Regions from separate parts of the Homo sapiens genome. Here region 2 is linked to region 1. Evidence: chromatin loops called from intact Hi-C (ENCODE). Cell type or tissue: K562. All regions are shown on one strand. Each heading gives the region's core, and the rest is flanking DNA. Links, peaks and the distances in the headings are about the cores only.

What was found. A loop is a pair of places that touch in the nucleus more often than their neighbours do. Peaks named below come from ENCODE experiments on the same cell type or tissue, not always from the same donor. Only the 100,000 strongest peaks of a DNase experiment are listed, where the experiment ranks them.
Region 2: it touches region 1 in a loop (6-fold over the local background); 11 of 110 quality-filtered maps call a loop at or near these places.

Annotation. Positions count from the first base shown.
Region 1 is chr7:77,756,437-77,761,824 of GRCh38, forward strand. The region is part of intron 3 of RSBN1L (round spermatid basic protein 1 like); the gene reads left to right. Among named protein-coding and RNA genes, the nearest start is that of TMEM60, 39 kb to the right of the region's middle. In K562, for the core only: a CTCF peak has its summit at 3,047 (motif pointing left); a DNase peak (open chromatin) is centred at 3,065.
Region 2 is chr7:77,934,304-77,939,691 of GRCh38, forward strand. PHTF2 (putative homeodomain transcription factor 2) reads left to right here. Exons shown (of 19, transcript NM_001395272.1): 12 at 3,407-3,535. Among named protein-coding and RNA genes, the nearest start is that of DDX3ILA1, 53 kb to the right of the region's middle. In K562, for the core only: a CTCF peak has its summit at 1,885; no DNase peak of the experiment used is centred there.

The DNA.
Region 1 (5,388 bases), core at 321-5,320:
ATTTTTTAGAATATAATATAGTTTGGAAAATACATTTAGCAGCATTAAAGACATTTATAGCTGGGTGTGGTGGCTCATGCCTGTAATCCCAGCACTTTGGGAGGCTGAGCTGGGCGGATCACAAGGTCAGGAGTTCCAGACCAGCCTGGCCAATATGGTGAAACTCCGTTTCTAATAAAAAAAATACAAAAATTAGCTGGGCATGGTGGTGGGCGCCTGTAGTCCCAGCTACTCGGGAGGCTGAGGCAGGAGAATCGCTTGAATCCAGGAGGCGGAGGGTGCAGTGAGCCGAGATTGCGCCACTGTACTTCCAGCCTGGACGACAGAGTGAGACTCCGTCTCAAAAGAAAAGGAAGAAATTCATGGTAATGCCATCCTCTAGGTAATTAAGTAGCACCATTTTTAATCGATAAAAGAGTATATATAGTAATGCTATATGTGTTTTGTATTTTCTTATATAATGATAGAAGCTGCGCACTGCAGCCATTCAGTGATGTGAATGGCAGTCCCTAGGTTGTGCAACCTGATGGTACTGACCACCAATAGCTGTGGAACCCAAACCAAGTTCATGATGAATTTGTATCCTCATGAGCCTAGTTTTCTGTTTTTGTTATTGTTCTTAAATTACAATCAGGGCAACCAAAATAATTTGCTTTAAATTCTGTAGAAACTAAAAGATGACAAATTATGTAGCTGTTTCTATGATTTTTGTAGTGATAGTGTTTATCTCTGTAATAGTATCTTGTAGCTTTCACAAATACTCATTTTTACATCTGTTCAACTTTATTAAACACATATACACAACACTGACAAAGGATTAAAACATCCCTGTTCTTTTGTCTTCGGTTTTGGAATTCTTTTTACTTGTATAATTCTGTTTTCCATCTTCATCTGTATCCTTGCAGGTTGCCTGAAAGGTTTGAAGACCATGTGGTATTATATATATTTTAACAGGTCATGTCATTTCTCTAATGCTGTGGCCCTGAGGTTAGTGATATATTAGGAAACTGTATCATGAAAGTCCGTTTGAGGATAGAAACATATGCATGGACTTTTCCCAAAGTTTGTAACCTGTCCATATCTGTTAGCTTTTGCTGTATTAAATGTATAAACAAAAGCCTCAAAACTTAGTGACTTGAAAAAAGGTTTCATTTATCACAGTTCTTTGGGCTTGCTGGACAGTTCTTGTGGTCTCTGCTAACTTAGCTGGGGCTATATGGCTTCATTCTTATGTCTGATGATTGGCAGACCAGTTGGGTCTTGGGACACCTCACTTATATGGTTGGTGGTTGATGTATGTTAGCTGGGTTGATGGCCACATTTTTCTCATCATCCCACAGGTTAGCCTGGGCTCATTTGCATGGTGGTGGTTACAGGGTTCCATTGAGTAGAAAGAGGGTAAGCCCCAGTGTACAAGCTTCTGCTTGTGTTGTGTTTGCTAATGTCCCATTGACAAAGGGAAGTCACATGGTGAAACCCAGATTCGTGTGGAAAAATAGACTCCACTTCTTTTAGGTTATTTATTCATTTTACTTTAATTTTTTTTCTTGTGACAGAGTCTCACTGTACTCCAGCCTGGACGACAGAGTGAGACTCCATCTCAAAAAAAAAGAAAGAAATTCATGATAATGCTATCCTCTAGGTAATTAAGTAGCACTGTTTTTAATCGATAAAAGAGTATATATAGTAATGTTATATGTGTTTTGTATTTTCTTATATGATGGTAGAAGTTGTGAATTATATATATTTTAACAGGTCATTGTCCAGGATGGAGTGCAGTGGTGCGATCTCGGCTCACTGCAACTTCCCAGGTTCAAGTGATTCTTGTGCCTCAGTCACCCAAATAGCTGGGATTAGGCATGTGCCACCTTGGCCTCCCAAAGTGCTCGGCCTATTTAAAAAATCCTTTAAATTTTTAATATTTGTGGGTACATAGTAGATGTATATATTTATGGGGTACATAAGATGTCTTGATACAAGCATGCAATATGAAATAAGTGCATCATGGAGAATGAGGTGTCCATCTCCACAAGCATTTATCCTTTGAGTTACAAACAATCCAGTTAACAACACTCTTTTAGTTAAAATGTGCAATTATTACTGACTATAGTCACCCTGTTGTGCAGTGAAATCGTAGGCTTTATTCATTCTTTCTTTTTTTGTGTGTGCGCATTAATAGACTCCACTTCTTGATGACAGGAGTGGCAAAATCACATTGCACAGGAGTGAGCATACAGGCCTGGGAAGAATTTGGGGCCATTTGCAGTTGACCACGTTCGTTTTAGGTTTTCTAGCATCTGTATTTCATTCAAATATTCACTCAGACATTTATTGTGCTCCTGTGTTCTACCGTAGGGATAGAAAAAGGCAAATAAAATAGGAATTTTCTCTGTCAAGAAATAAATTAGATTTCTGTCTTGTCACTATGTTTAATCAGTGTACATACTCTGGAACCCTGTACTAAGAACTGTGAGAATGTGAAAACTGGAGTAGTTGTTTTCTAACCACCCTTCCTCCACTTCCAAACTCTAAATCTTATTTTTATTGTATTGTGGTTCTAAGTTATTTCTCAGGTAACTTATGTCAAAGTGTTAACTGATGATTAAAAGTCTATTATTTTAATAATGAAACTTATTAAATCTGATCTGACTGTTAGACCTGCTTCACTGTAGAGTTGGGGCAGAACACTAGCATTTGTTGAATTTGTGCTGGGGCCATTCACTGTGTTAGGCTACTAAAAGCAATTTGATGTTTCATCTTTGAAACATTGCTTGCCTTTGTACTAAATTTTCATTTTGACCAATTGTGCCTGCCCCATGCTCCCCAAATACTTAAGAACTGATCTATACAAAATATCGTGTCAGGGACCAGATGCTCTAATAATAATCAAAAAGCTTTCCCCCTTTATTTTACTAATTTTAAAATGGATAATACTTTCGTTCTTATTTTAGTTGCCGTTATATGGGTATTTTTGAAATAAAATGTTGGTTAAATATTGCCTATTTTGATTAGAAACCATCTGCCAGAAGTGATGGATAATGGCTCCCCCTTGTGGCACAGTCATTTATGACATGTTTAGATTGCCTCAGAATGTCCTGAGCAGGCCTTGTTTTTAAAAATAAGGGACTCTCCTCCCCACCCGCTAAAAAAAACCTCAGCAGAATTGAATCAACAGCTTCTGCTCCCACCCCCCTCAATTCTTTGGCTCTAATAATGATCCTGTTTTTGTATTTTCTTCACATTGGTGCTGATACAAGCTAAAAATATCTGTATCTCCATATTTATGGTGGATCACTATGAAGGTATTCTGAGGAACTTTTAATATCTTGGAATGTTGATAGGTATACTAAAACAAGTACAAAAAAAACAGGTTTTGAAGTCCAAAATAGTGTAATGCTGGACCAAATAAGTAATATTTGTTTGCAGTGAGACTCCTCAGAAACTTTAATAGCCAGTGTGCGTGGTGAGCCTCCTAAACAAGAAGGGTTTTCCAAACTTAGTGGACTGTAGAGCTCTCTCTTCAGGGAACATGTTTTGGGAAACAGCAGGTTGTTTCAAGTGAGTCGTTCTTTGGGGTTTTTTAAAAAATTACTTGTTATTACTATATTTGCCTTTTCCCCCTTGCAGCAGTTTTCGTAATTACATAAGAGAAAACAGCAATAAGTAAAAAATCTTATAGATTTGTTTTTGGCAACATATTTCCTGTTAAGAATAGGCTACTTTTTTCCCTTTGTAGCAAGCCCACCTCAGAATCCTAAAGTGTTTTTTTTAAAGATTACATTATATAAGTCGAATATTAGTTTAAACAATTATTTCATTTTATGTTAACCAAAGCTTCTCAGATTTTGGTATTGACACTTACTGGCAATGGGTACAATAGGTCTCCTACTTCTGCTTTCTTTTTTCCCTTCATAATATTTATAGAGAATATACAAGGGGAAAAGTGAAAATGTGGCCATGATGGTCATGGGGTTTTGTGGGGAGGGGGAGGAGATTTAGATTAAATATGTTATATTTCTTCTGAAGGCCACTATTTAAATATAAGCTTTTCCACAAATACATAATTATCATGCCTGTCTTTTATTGTGTTCTGACACATCTATATACCTAAATCAAGAGGAACTATATGTATAATCTTTGTAATTCAGTGCATTTCTTTTTTTAGAAAGCAAGTATATTCTATTATTATTTTTTATTTAGTTAACTTATTTTTTGAGACTGAGTTTCACTTTTATCACCCAGGCTGGAGTGCAGTGGTGCGATCTCGCTGGCTGCAACCTCCGCCTCCTGGGTTCAAGCATTCTCGTGCCTCACTCAGCCTCCTGAGTAGCTGGGATTACAGGCACCTGCCACCATGCCTGGCTAATTTTTGTATTTTTAGTAGAGACGGGGTTTTGTCATGTTGGCCAGGCTGGTATCAAACTCTTGATCTCAAATGATCCTCCCGCCTTGGCCTCCCAAAATGCTGGGATTACAGGCGTGACGCCTGGCGTATATTTTAAAGCAGTGACATGTTTTGACTTTTTTTCAGGTTAATTTTTTAACTACACCAGAAAACTGGTTTGATTAATGTTTACTGGAGTGAATAAAAGCAAATATAGTAAGCTCACATTGAGCGTCATCAGGATGTGAGGTTTTCCAGATAGGCTATTTTTTTAGTTAATGGAAACGTAGTTTTAAGTATTAAGATTTTATAAAAATATCTTCATTGCTGAACATATGCAACATAATGTCACTTTATTTTCAGTATTGGTTTGTCATTATGATACAATACTGATGCCTTAGGGCAGCTGCAGCTGTGCTTACCCTTTTTCCTTCCTTCCCCTTCTAAATATGTGGTTTCTTGTCCTTTATGATTTTAGAGAGTAGTTACGATTGTGCCTAATATAGGAACTGATAGGTAAGAAGAAGAACTTTTATGAGCCATGGTCTTTGTGACATTTACTGTGATTATTTAGAGATTCTTTTAATCCTTATCTGTTACCTCTTCCACCTCACCGCCCTTGAGTTCTTCGCAGTCTGGCATAGTCTGGATAGGTGATTTTTAGAGAAATGAGGCTTGATTTTTTTGTAATAGGTGAATTCTGCATATTTGGTATATAGTTTTGCAACAAAAGAGGTGTCACCAAAATCAAGAAGTATTTACATTTTTGTGAAAAGCGTGTGGATTTTATTCTTACATTTTATTTTAACAACTTAAGTACCATCATGTATTTTATCAAGCAGTATATACTTTTTAAATTGGAAACATTGTTGTGTGTAACTTGCCATGTTTATAACATTTAAGTTAATGGTTACAACTGATGGATTTGAAATATTGTGTTATTAAACTAGAAATTTGTATGAAATGATATATAGTTAAAGGTTATATTACAATATATTTTAAAA
Region 2 (5,388 bases), core at 1-5,000, 180 kb after region 1:
TTCCACAGAAGAAAATTTTTCTCCTATAGCCCTCCTCTATAGCTGAATATATACTAAAATATAAAGCTATATTCAGCTGAAATTCAGTTTTTAGTAAGTGTAAAGCTTTAAATGGCTGCATTCCCACAGTTGGAAACACGAGTATGTGGTTGGCATGGTGAATTTATTTGAAATAAAACATGCCACCATTTAAGCAATAAGGTTTTCAGGTAGTTTTGAATGAATAAGGAGCAAAGCAGTTGAGATTTTAAGTGAGGATAAAGTATAATCATTTTAGAAGTTCTAAATTTTTGGATCTGTGATGCTGTCTTCAAAGGTAAAAAAAAATTTTAAGTTCTAAATTTTAGTTTGAAAACATATATAGCGGCCGGGCATGGTGGCTCACGCCTCTAATCCCAGCTTGGGAGGCCAAGGCGGGTGGATTACTTGAGGTCAGGAGTTCGAGACCAGCCTGGCAACATGGTGAAACTCCATCTCTATTAAAAATACAAAAATTAGTCGGGCATGGTGGTGGGCACGGTGGCAGGCACCTGTAATCCCAGCTGCTCAGGAGGCTGAGGCATGAGCATTGCTTGAACCCGGGAGGCGAAGGTTTCAGTTAGCCAAGAACCACACTCCAGCCTGGGCAGTGGAGCCCAACACAGTCTCAAAAAAAAAAAGAAAAAAGAAAATGTATTTAGAGTAACCTATGTGATAAAATTATAAAATGAAATTATTTGCTCTGATGTTTTCCCTGAACCTTTTAAAAAAAATTTCATGTGATGCTGTTCTCCACACTGCAGACATGATTCAACAAGACTGTTTTTCAGTGTACATTCCCCCCCCCCACACACACACACAGAGGAATATAGCAGTCTTTTTTATTTATTTTTTCAAGTTTCTACACACAACATTGAACATGTAATTTACCCTTTTTTTTTTTTTTTTTTTTTTTTTTCAGACGGAGTCCCACTCTGTCGCCCAGGCTGGAGTGCAGTGGCGCGATCTCGGCTCACTTCAAGCTCTGCCTCCCGGGTTCACGCCATTCTCTTGCCTCAGCCTCCCCAGTACCTGGGACTACAGGCACCAGCCACCATGCCTGGCTGATTTCTTTTTGTATTTTTAGTAGAGACGGGGTTTCACCGTGTTAGCCAGGATGGCTACTATCTCCTGACCTCGTGATCCGCCCACCTCAGCCTCCCAAAGTGCTGGGATTACAGGCGTGAGCCACCGCGCCCGGCGTAATTAACTCTTTTAAAATTCACCAGTTTCTAGTTGCTGTCTTCTCTTTTGCCTTTTGGCATTCTAGAAATAATGTAATATCAGATGCTGGATAGAGTAATTGGCAAGGTAGCTAGATGTAAAAGGAGTGCTTTTGGGAGGACAATGAGAATGTCCTGATTTCCTATTTCTGTCTCTAGATGGGCTTTCTTGGTATTGATATTCCTTTCTTCATGTAATTAGGAAGACCTTAATTCACTATTCCAGACTGAGAGTTTAAAAATGTCTGTAAATCAGTGGTTGAAATCTGTTGGCTCTCAAGCTTAAACTTCTTTCCTTTTAGCTTCTTGCACTTCCTGTTTCTGGCTTTTTGGTTTCCTTACGCTTAACAATTGTAAAATTTCTAGTGAAAGTTTGATACATATTTTGGTACAGATTATTTCTTTCCCAAAACAGAATATTTTGTTTGGAGATAAATGAGGAAATAACATTTGAGAAATTAAGTTGGTAGTTAATAACTAGTATCTTAGCACTCTTCAGGACCTCAAGTAGTGAAATGTATACCATGAAAGTTAAAGTATATTAAAATCCTTCATCTCTAGAAAAGATAAAAATTTCCCACCTCTTTTTTTTTACATTATTGAATTATTATTATTCAACTTTAGTTGAAATTAATCAATGCAACTTTACTCCCCCTAGAGGAAAGTGTTAAAAGTTTACAAGAAACATTTTTTTTACCATATTTTAATCACATTTTTGTCCTCTAAAGAATAAATGTACCTAGAGTAGATTCTTCTGTTCATTGTTAGAAGTTATATTTAATGAAATATTTTATAAAATTTGAGGTTGCTACGAATGCCAAAACTATTGTTTTTAGAAAATGTGGGAAGTGGCCAGACACCGTGGCTCACGCCTGTAATCCCAGCACTTTGGGAGGCTTAGGTGGGCAGATCACAAGTTCAGGAGTTCGAGACCAACCTGGTCAACATGGTGAAACCCCGTCTCTACAAAAATTTAAAGATTAGCTGGGCGTGGTGGTGGGCGCCTATAGTCCCAGCTACTTGGGAGGCTGAGGCAGGAGAATCACTTGAACCTGGGAGGCGGAGGTTGCAGTGAGCTGAGATCGCACCATTGCACTCCAGCCTGAGTAACAGAGCAAGACTCCGTCTCAAAAAACAAAATGTGGGAAGTATATGAGTCCTTAAAAATACACTAGAAATACTGCAATATAAACAAGCAAACTGATCTCTATCTGGGTTTAATCTTTTAGTGTTACTTCTCCTCTTGAAGTCTGATTATATAAAGGTTTAGTGTTTCATTAATTTTGTTGCCATCATTAACTCAACTGTTCTGTTTTGGGGCTGGGCGCAGTGGTTCACACCTGTAATCCCAGCACTTTGGGAGGTAGAGGCCGGTGGATCACCTGAGGTCAGGAGTTAGAGACCAGCCTGGCCAACATGGTGAAACCCCGTCTCTACTAAAAATAAAAAAATTAGCCAGGCATGGTGGCAGGTGCCTGTAGTCCGAGCTACTCAGGAGGCTGAGTGCTTCAGTTTTGTAATATTTGCTTTATCTGGAAAAAAAAAAAAAGTTAAATGGGTCCTTTGGAGAAATGCTGGATTAAAATATCAGAAAAGTAACTAAATCAGATATTAAACGTTAAATATGTAAGGAAGAGTCTTTTTTGGGATAAGACTAGCACTATATGGTCTTTCAAAGAGATTCAAATCTCAGCTGTCATATTCTTTTTTAATGATCATAAGTTGGACAATGATTACTATGAACAAGTTGATATCCATTTGTCTTTTAGCATTAGTATATTGCAGCTGTGTAGACTGACAACTAAGTACTTTTGCTGACATGTTTTAGTATATTTTTGAACATAGGTTGACTAATACTTGTTACAGAAAGTTCTCAACTTGTACAGTTTCATAACCATGTAACTTCTTATGATATCTGTTCAGTGTATATGCTAACTAATTTTAAGATAGAATTTTAGTGTCTTAGAGTTGTGTGTATAAATATATTAGCTGTGCACAGATCTATATATTCCATTTATAAAACATGATAAATATATTCACCAATTTTTATTTTTAGTGTCATTAAAATTGTGTGTGTATATAGAGATATATATACAACTTTATATACACACATTTTATTTATTAAATGTGATCTATATATTTACTAATTTTTTTTTTTTTTATAGAGTCATTTGCCCTGGCTCCATAGTTCCCACCCAGGATTAGAAAAAATAAGTGCTATAGTATGGGAAGGTAATGATTGTAAGAAAGCAGACATGTCTGTACTTGAAATCAGTGGAATGATAATGAACAGAGTGAGTTTTTAAATTTTATTCTTGTAGTTCAAGGGTAAGACTTAGTAATTATATATAAGATAATTACTGGAATATTATATTAGTAACCTTCTGACCTCATTTCTTCACCCTGAAAAAAAAGTTACATGTGTGTATTTGTTTCTGTCTGTAATTTAAACAGTGATTTGTCACCAAACCACTCTCATCTTCTAGTGTTTTCACTTATCTGACCAAGAATAGATGATACGGTCTATAATTTTTCTCTTTTATCTTTTTCTTTCTTTTGAAATTCAGGAGCTTGTTAGATATATACAGGTGTTAATAAAGACTTTTCTTTGGACTAGAGATTGTTGTTACAAGAACTTTAAAAATAAAAAAATAATTAAAAAGACTTATTTTTCTGTATCATTCTTACTGGTTCATTTGTTTAATAGGACTTAAGACATGAAAAAATCAAACTAGTAAATTTGCATTCATACTTGCTTACCTACTTAAATATATAGAAGTAATGCAGATAGTGGTAAAAGTCTTGAGTAGTTCAAAGAAGTCTAATTGAAATACTGTGGATTAAAATTTTATTTTCTATTATTTCTTTTTTCAGATAATTACTGATTTTTAAAATGTGTTGATTGGCCGGGCGCGGTGGCTCACGCCTGTAATCCCAGCACTTTGGGAGGCTGAGGCGGGCGGATCACAAGGTCAGGAGATCGAGACCATCCTGGCTAACATGGTGAAACCCCGTCTCTACTAAAAATACAAAAAAATTAGCCAGGCGTGGTGAAACCCTGTCTCTACTAAAAATACAAAAAATTAGCCGGGCGTGGTGGCGGGCGCCTGTAGTCCCAGCTACTCGGGAGGCTGAGGCAGGAGAATGGCATTAACCTGGGAGGCGGAGCTTGCAGTGAGCCAAGATCACGCCACTGCACTCCAGCCTGGGCGACAGAGCGAGACTCCGTCTCAAAAAATAAATAAATAAAAATAAAATAAAATAAAATGTGTTGATTTCTCTGGACTTGTTTTTAACTTGCAATTTCTAAATTTCTTTGGTGCATTATTGTGCTTGAACTCTTCTCCACACTTTGTGTAAGACAGGAATTATAATAACTGGGTCTAGAAATTGATAATACTCCCTATAACATATCTCAGTGTGAGCAATTAAAAGCAGTTGACGGGGAAGTCTCTGGAATCTTGGATCTAGTTTGTGCTCTGTAACTTAATTACCTGTGAATTGGCAGATCACTTAACTTACAATGGTCTCATTTATCTAATATATATTATAAAAAGTTGGCTACATGATAGTTAAGATCTCTTTTAGTTCTGCCAGTCTAGCATACTGGAAGCTTTTATATTGTCCCATTATCTAATTTCCTTTTTTAAAATAATTCCCTCACCTTTTTCCCTTTCTGTTTAATTTCTTCTTCCTTCTATCATCTCTCTTCTAAAATGCTTTTAGAGTTTAAGGAGACACTTATTTATATATTGGACTATTCAAAGAGAAATGTAAGCGGCTGGGTGTGTTGGCTTATGCCTGTAATCTCAACACTTTGGGAGCTAGAGGAGGGATGATCGCTTGAGCCCAGGAGTTAAAGACCAGCCTGAGCAACATAGTGAAACCCTGTCTTTACATCTCTACAAAACCCAAAAAATTAGCTGGGGGCGGTGGTGTATACCTGTAGTCCCAGCTACTAGGAATGCTGAGTTGGGAGGGATCACTTGAGCCCATTATTGTGCCACTGTACTCCAGCCTGGGCAATAGAGTGAGACCCTGTCTCAAAAAAAAAAAAAAAAAAAGAAAACAGAAAGAAAACCTCAAGTTACAAATGTACAAACGTATGAAATAAGTGTAATGCTGAGTTTTTTCTTCAATGAACTGA